2 separate regions of the Mus musculus genome follow, and region 1 is linked to region 2. A link is a contact called in ENCODE Hi-C or POLR2A ChIA-PET data. All regions are on one chromosome and are shown on one strand. Each heading gives the region's core, a stretch centred on a gene start or an enhancer-like site at or near the end of the contact. The rest is flanking DNA. Distances are from core to core; before and after follow the strand shown.

Region 1 (4,154 bases), core at 235-2,734, 88 kb after region 2:
GTGATAGAGCAGAATACTCAGCGCCCCCTTCTGGCTTCCACAGGCACACCCGCATGTGCACCTGCATACACACGTGTGCATTCGTGTGCAAACAAAGAAAACTCATGAATCTCAAAGGAACATTCTCAAGGCTTTTTTTAAGTGAAGATATAAAGCATAAAGTGGAAAATAACAACAGCTATTATCATTTTGAATGCTTTTAATATAAATTAAACAATTTTTTATAAAGTGCTTAGGGTTAGGGTTTGCCACATTGTAACTGATGTTTGTTAAATAGTAAGAAGTACCTGGGATCAGATTTATTATCATTGCCAGTCTATGGTGAAGACAAAACGTGAAATCTGATGTCCAAAGAAAGCATCTAAGTAGATGTCTACTTCACAAGGCTTCCAATTCAAAACTGGCTTAAACCGTCTTTGCCACTTCCACCTGATCCTGCCCCTCCCCCATTCTTTTTCCACAGGTCATGCCCATAGACAAAAAGTATGCATCTTAAACTACTGACTAATTTGGTTTTAAGTTTTGTCTCATAAACCTGAAAACAAGAAAAGCAAGATGGATCTCTGCAGTGAAACTCTTAGGCAATAAAGTTAATTCTAGCTGTTCGTGAATACCTAGAGCCTATGGGGGTACAGCAGTCAAGCGCAAAGGCACCCCAGAAAAACACACAATCTCGGCTCTTCCGGCTGAGGGCTTCAGCAGTAAGTGTGACCACTTCATGAGGCATAATAAATACCTCGTGACTAAGTTACTTCACCGCTTTCTCTACCTTATCCTTATCCCTCACCTGCAAACTGTAGTTAATAAATTGTGCTGTAAATTGTAATGAGTTGACTCATGCATGTTATGTAGTGTACTGCTGGAATATCATGAACTTCAGCGTGGGAACAGGTCTTCTCAGTTTGGGCATTGCTGATCCCTGAAAAGCTTATTTCATATACGACTGGGCGTGGGGATAAGGCAGCTGGGTGGGTGGAGAGGGAAATGCCTGATTGTTGAAAACAGGTAAGCACGGGTATTGTAAGACAAGGAGGACAACGGCGTGCACGAGAGAGCAGAAGCACCAAGCCTGTTCGAAAAAAATCCCAGAATAAACTTTAGCATGGACTCAGCACAGAACTCCAGCAGACAGCGCCTTGTGCCACAAAAGCCAGTGATGAGAAAGACCCACTGACGTTGGCCAGCACTTCGTCTGCTCCAGGACAACCAGAAGGGGGCCTCGGGACAGCCTCTCCATCACTAAATTCCCCGAGTGACTTCGGCAGCATCCACGCTGTAACCTCATCTCCTCCTGGCAGGTGTTTCTGGACTAAGCACCTGTGCAGCTCCCGGGTCCACCCTGCAGACACCGGTGACTGAAGGAACTTCTGCGGCGATGAGCGAGCGGTGGGCGGAAAATGAGCCTCAAACCACCCCATGCCCCACCCAGTCACTCTCATTGGCTGAGCCTGCCACGGGGGCGGAGGCAGCGCACACCCTTCGCTGACTCCACCGATCCGCCGGAACGAAAGCGGGTCCCGGGACACTGGTGTGTGAGAAACTATTGCTAGCACAGAGGAAGCCCGGTCCCCAGGCCATGGGGGTACAGCTGAGGCTGCCACCCGGAGAGCCCTGCCATGAAGGTGAGTGTCAGTCCCAGCGGTGGGACAGTTGGGTCACTTGGGTAGCTGGGAGCCCAGATGCGAGGTCTCAAAACTAGACTCAGAAAAATGTGCGGATTCTTAACGCGCCGTCTTCTAATCATTTAGTATTCCAGTCGTCCAGTCGGCTGTCCCACCAACGGGACAGTAAATACTTAGCTGAGCCCACTGCACTCCAGACTCTGTGGGGAAGCCCAAGTCGGAGCAGGACAGAAGTGACGCCCACTTAGTCCCCCGGCTGGCTCAATGTTGATTACGTCCTACTGAGTGTGTGGCAGGGAAATTCAGGATGCTTGCTGAGGGCAGATTCCAGGGTTTGATCCAGGAGGAGGTTTCCTGGCTCAGCCTCAACTCCGGAGTACATGGCAGAGGGCGTGCCGGGGATCCCGTGGGCTTCCCACAGTGCTCCCTGAACACACTGTGCCTGAGTCCCACGGAGAGATCGCTCAGGTATGACTTACTGGGCAATCCTTTGAGTAGGGTGACTACTCCAACAGGGAACTGGGAGTGCCCTTTTGTTAGTTCTTCCTCAGGGCTAGACTGGGATTTCCAGCCCACACCTTGCCTGGTAAAACCCCTGGGCCCCACCCCTTGACCTTTGCCAGATGTTCCTCACTTCCACTGGCTTCTTGCAGTCTCTACACAGAAGGTCAGAGAAAACTGAATGGAAGTAAGGGGAAAGGTGGGGCAACCTTGGGAAATGTGCATTGCAAACGAAATTATCGGTTTTTTTTTTAATCCCCACTGGTGTCAGGTCATTTCTAACCTACTTGCTAACGACTCAAAGAAGCTGTCTGGTAAGACCTGTGCCTTACAGTGAGTGCTTCCCAGCCTAATGCTACGACCATGTAACTACAGCTCCTCGTGTTGTAGAGATTCGTGTCCTTGCTTCTTGGCCTTTCCAGCTTATAACTTAACGAGGGAATAGAAAGAAAAGGGGGGAGAGACAGAAGAAGAGAGAGGACTCATCAAATCCCAGCTAGTAAGAAAGGGGAAAGGTGTGTAAAAGAAAATGTGCAACAATTCACAAACTATCCCCACATTGAGACCGGTATCCCTAAGGCAGCTGCATCTAGGGTTGTTTCCTAGACAGTCATGCGCTTAGTGGCAGTTGGTCCCTTTTCTAAATAATTCTGGAGCTGCCAAGTCAGATCGTCACTAATGCACCCTGCCCTTGTTTGTTCAAGGATCTGAGAGCAGATTGCACCCACTCATTTGACCTCTGGATATTTTTCCTGCTTTGCTCATGCATTTAGTAACTACAAGAAGTATTGGAGCTCTGTGTCACCCGATGATTAACCGTGCAGGAAGGTACTGGGAAAGATGGGAGAGGCCAATCTGTAATTTCAGTAGTAGGAGACTAGGTTTTAGGCCTAGTGTATCCACTTGGCTCTCTTTCTTCCTCTCTAAAGTAGGAAGAAATCTTGTTGACAGAGTAGGTAGCACTGGGTTACCTCAGGAAATCTACAGGGCAGAACCCTGGCGGGTCTTAAATGGAGTCTGGTTTTCCTTGATTTGTTTGAGGTGATGAACAAGAATCCTGTGAGCCGAGCACTGGCCTAGGTCCTAAAGGACTGTCATCAGTCTGGCCTTCAATGCTAGCACTCCCAATCTGTTTACTACCCTGATGACAGGACATTCCGAGAAGCAAATGACTTGAGAGTGTAGAGCTGTGACAAAGTCTAACAGTCAATGTACTGAAGCTGGAGGTGGTCTGCAGATTGGGTGGCCCAGATCCTCTAGAGAAAGTTTTTAATCTACCCGAGATCAAAATGATGAGCTAATCATGGAGTCTGAGGATAAAGTCGTTTCATAAGATGCCCCCCAAAAGTTACAGTAGTACTTTGATTTTGACTTTTAAAACCATGACTGAATACTTCAAAAGATCTTATAATCCCAAATTATCACAAAATAAAAAGACAAACTTAAATACTCAAAGTTTTTTTTTTCTAATTTGGTTTCAGTACTATTTGCAAGTGTTCTAACAGAACTCAAATCAACTTCAACAGCCAAAACCGCTTTTATTAGCAGAGGAAACACGGCCCTGGGGAAACCGAATGCCAGACTTAACAGCCATCCCCTGGAACACACATTTTGTGTCAGGGACCGTGGAAGTGATGTTATGATGGGCTCAAGGGCAGATATCCTGGGCTGCCAAAAGGACATTCATAAATTCTCACGTCTAAGGAGCTCTTAGCTGACTTGGGGTTCAAAAAGCAAGCTTCAGGCAGAGGAGAATCAAGGGTTTTCAAAGTTTTCTTTCATGGAGTGAAGCCACTTGTCCAGACCATAGCTTGACAACAGAGGGAAAATGCCTGTGATATTTAAAGCTGACCTTTCCTGTCTTCCTGACCTGAATGTCTTTGGTTTTAAGAAAAGAAATCAGGAGCTAGAGAGATGGCTCAGTGGTCAAGTGCACTGACTGCCCTTTCAGAGGGCATGAGCTTGATTACGGCAGCCACGAGACAGTTCGCACTCATCTATAACTCTAGTTCCAGGGTATCAGACACCATT
Region 2 (3,822 bases), core at 132-2,631:
TTTTGCTCCTAGCAGGAAGGGAGAACTGATGCAATTCTACTATAATTTCAGAAATAAAAATTTTAAACCTCTTCTGAAAAAATACCTTCCAAACACAAAACACTTTCAGGGACCACTCTCTTTTATCTGGAGTGTTATGTATAAACACTCTCAACGTCGCCCTAAAAGATCTTGGACCAAGGCTATTGGCAAATCCATCGTGGCAACACCTGATACATCATGGAAAGACATGGAATTTCTGCACTGGGATCAGTTAAAAACAACAACCAAAACGCTTACAGGGTCCAAAAAGTCAGGTAGCCTGGGAAAGATGGCTATCAACAACTGGTCTTGAAAGTCGAGTTGATTAATGAAGAATGGAGTTCCCAATCTGTTCGTAAATGGAATTCTGAGACCTTAGCCTAGCTTGCTGTTACCATACACACAGATGCGAAAGCACAAGGTCCTATTTTACGACAGATGTTAAACATCTTAGATTATAAAAGAAAACAAACTCTGGCGATCCATTTACTGAGTTAACCAAATCAGCTGCACACAATTGAAGAAAGTGACTAACAAAGGCAATTATCAATTAAAATGAGGATGCAAGCGATGAGATGAAAATCTGCCTGAATGGAGACGGTTCCCTGAGACTAAACTCCGGGAGCTGTTAAAAAGTGAATGAGAGACTTGGAGGGCCCTGGCAGCCAGCGATAAGTAGGGAAGTGACTTGGGGAGTTTGGTGGGGCGGGAGACCCGAGCCATCCTCACCTGAGCCATCCTCACCCCGGGCCCCCGGGGGCTGCGGGGCTTCGCCTCCAGCTGAGCGCTGCCCGCGACCCGCAGGGGCCAGAGCTGCTGCTCCCCCGGGGCCGGGGCCCGAAGACACCGCGCCCCCAGACCCTTTGGCTCGCCCTCCTCCAGCGCCACCAAAAGGGACTCCATTTCCTGAGAGGGGCACTGCGGTGGCCCGTCCTCGGGCTCGGCCTCGGCCAGCGGCCACCTGGCGCCAGGGAGCGTCCATCCCTGCAGCGGAGAGATAAAGGAGAAGGAGCGTGAACGGGCGTCCGAGGATGGAGGCGGCTGCCGAGGGACCGCAGGGTCAGGCTGGGTGCGGACGGACCCCGCGACACGGAGACCCGGGTCTGAGGAGGTTGCGGCCCTGTGTCTCCCGAGGGCGAGTCCCGCCAAGCCCAGGCTCGAGCGACGGGCGAGGAGGGAAAAGACGGAGGGCAGAAAAGAAGCACGGAGCCACGAGGAGCCCACCCGGGACAGGAAAAACCCAGCCACGGGAAATTCTCCTCAGCCTCAGGAGAAGTGCGGTAGGCACAGAAACGCGAACTGACCGTGCGGCCGCGGCCGCGGCCGGGAACCAACTGCTGAAGTGGACCGCACCGAAAAGCTACGTCTCCTTACCGACGGCGCCCACCGCCAGGGACTACAACTCCCAGAAGCCTCCGCCCGCGGACCGCAGAATGCGTGGCAGCGAGGCAGCTTTTTTTTTTTTTTTTTTTTTTCCCGGAAGAGACGAAGGAATGCTCAGTGCGCATGCGCGGTCGTTCGCGGCCTTTGGGGAACTACATTTCCCAGAGTGTTCCGAGGCTCATGAAAAGTAGACGCCTCCGTTGGTGGGCGTGCCGGGAGCATGCTGCTACTGGCGGCTGCTCCCAGGAAATACGCGAGGTTTCAGGATTCAGAGAGGGCAAAATTCACAAACAGTTGTTCTCGCCATAGTCTTGCTGCTTGCAGGTAGCAGGCAGGTCCTCGTCCAGGAAGTACTTAGAAAACAGAAGACGCCATGGGGAGCAGGATCAGAAGAGCCACGGGAGCATTGTAGGAAAAAATGGTTTGAGTGGAGAAAGCTTTCAGAACTCACAATGAAATCTAGCCCCTAGTATTAACCACCTTTTATACTTTAAAACAAGCTTTCCCTTAGAGACTGCTTCTTTTCCTTTCAAGGCTGCTCCCTCCAGTAGATTCATTAAGGAAAATAACTGAAAGCCAGCAGCTAATCTTTACGTATAGATTGCAGAAATTCATTTAGTGGTCTCTTGGAAAATGAGCTGAATTTTTGTTGATATTTGAAGTTATACAATCCTTAAATTACCCTTCAGCTTAGTTAATTTCCCAACATTTACCACAAATATATTTAGATGCCATTCAATGTGTCCAGGAGTGTACAAAATATTTACATATATATGTGTGTGTGTCTGTGTGTGTGTGTGTGTTTGCACATATACAAAGTTTTACACTTATAATTTATTGAGATGAGTTTTTTTAATATTATCTAGGCTGTTCTTGAACTCATGATTCTCTCACCACAGCCTTAGAAGTTGTTGGGGCTCCAGGCCTTCATCATCATGTCCATTGTGTCAATATTTTTTTTTATTCAAAATAACCTTATTTATCATTCCAATTTTACCACTGGGAAAACTAAAGCATAGAGAGGTAATTGTGCTGAAACTAAGCTTTAATTCTATCATGTTTTTAATTTCTTGTACATAGGTATTACATCATGGCCTATAATTCATCCAAAACCAGTAAATGTCGAGGGAATATTGAGGTGGCTGATGATAAGGAGACCCTCATAGAACCTTGGTGTGTAGCACAGATCTGCGTTAGCACATTGTCCAAATCTCCATACTAAACCTTCCTGAGAACACATTCCCTCCAGTCCTCCAAACATTAGTTATAAACTATTCTAATATTTATCGAGAGCTTCAAACAAGCATTCCTTCCTTTTCTTTTACATACCTGTTTAATAACATGTGGAGTCTCATCATTGAAACCAATTTTTAATAAATAAATGACACCAAAAAAATCTTTTTCAACACTCCAGCAGGGCCTGGGTTGCAACTAGGTAAAGTGACTCCTGGCCTCCTCTCTTAGACATATGATGATTGTGTAATTCTCTTTAATGTTCTGCATCTGCAATGTCCTGATAAGCCACGTGGAAACTAGTTACTCCTCGGCCTTTGTAATGAAACCTGTAAGTGGCTGGAGGTTTAAGTCAAGGGGTATGCCCTTGAAGGATTCTCTCTCTGTCTCTCTCTCTCCCTCCCTAACTCCCTCTCTTCCTCCCTCTTTCCCTCCCTCTCTCCCTTTCTCCCTCCCTCTCTTCCTCTCTCTTTCTCTCTCCTAGAGGTATGAGATTTGGCCCCCACCACACATGCCTAGAATGATATATCATTTAACCACAAATACAAATCAGTGAAGCCAGTCTTTTAAGATTGAAACCTCAGGAACCCATAGACCAAAGCACACTTTTCCTTTTTTTAAGGGAGTTTATCTCAGGAATGTGATATGGTTCATAGAAAGCTGGAAAACACATACGGCTATTCCAATTATATTGGAGTACTTTAAAAGGCAAAAACTTCACCTATTCAAATTTTTCCATGAATGTAATGAGAATTTATAATGATAACCACTTTGACATCAAACAATGTTATGAGCTCACTGCATGAACAAATACTATTACATCATAAGCCTTGACCATGCAGAACAACACAGGAGCATGTGTAAGTGGAGAGTACATTTTCAAGTTTTTCATGCTGCTATGTTTACTTTGAAATTTCAGATAGCAACATAAATAAAGGTTCTTTGATGTTTTTCAAAGGGCTATGGGTTTACAGAGTGAGAAATATAACTTTGAGCTTGTATTTGACTTTAATTAAAAAAAAAAACTTTTCCCACAAAAAGTTTTAAAACTTAATAAGGTGAAAAAAAGATGAATAAAGTGACAGTCCCAAGCATTGGGAGTGCTCAGATTTTCTGGTAGGAGTGGAAACTGCTTAAAAGTCAAAAATAGATTTGATGTACTACCAAAGTATTATGATTAAAAAG

The links. Hi-C counts contacts between places; a loop is a spot of excess contacts on that map. ChIA-PET counts read pairs that join two places held with the same protein, here RNA polymerase II (POLR2A).
Region 1: a map of Patski shows a loop between it and region 2 (2.6-fold over the local background). The contact joins the promoter of Nipal1 here to the promoter of Nfxl1 in region 2. A Hi-C loop is called at or near these places in 2 of 37 maps with a recorded cell type or tissue (Patski and regulatory T cell). POLR2A ChIA-PET finds 5 or more read pairs at or near these places in 1 of 5 experiments (Patski).

Annotation. Positions count from the first base shown.
Region 1 is chr5:72,646,312-72,650,465 of GRCm38, forward strand. Nipal1 (NIPA-like domain containing 1) reads left to right here and starts at 1,485. Exons shown (of 6, transcript NM_001081205.1): 1 at 1,485-1,622. The coding sequence starts at 1,577.
Region 2 is chr5:72,558,264-72,562,085 of GRCm38, forward strand. Nfxl1 (nuclear transcription factor, X-box binding-like 1) reads right to left here and starts at 1,382. Exons shown (of 23, transcript NM_133921.3): 1 at 1,326-1,382; 2 at 751-1,005. The coding sequence starts at 1,003.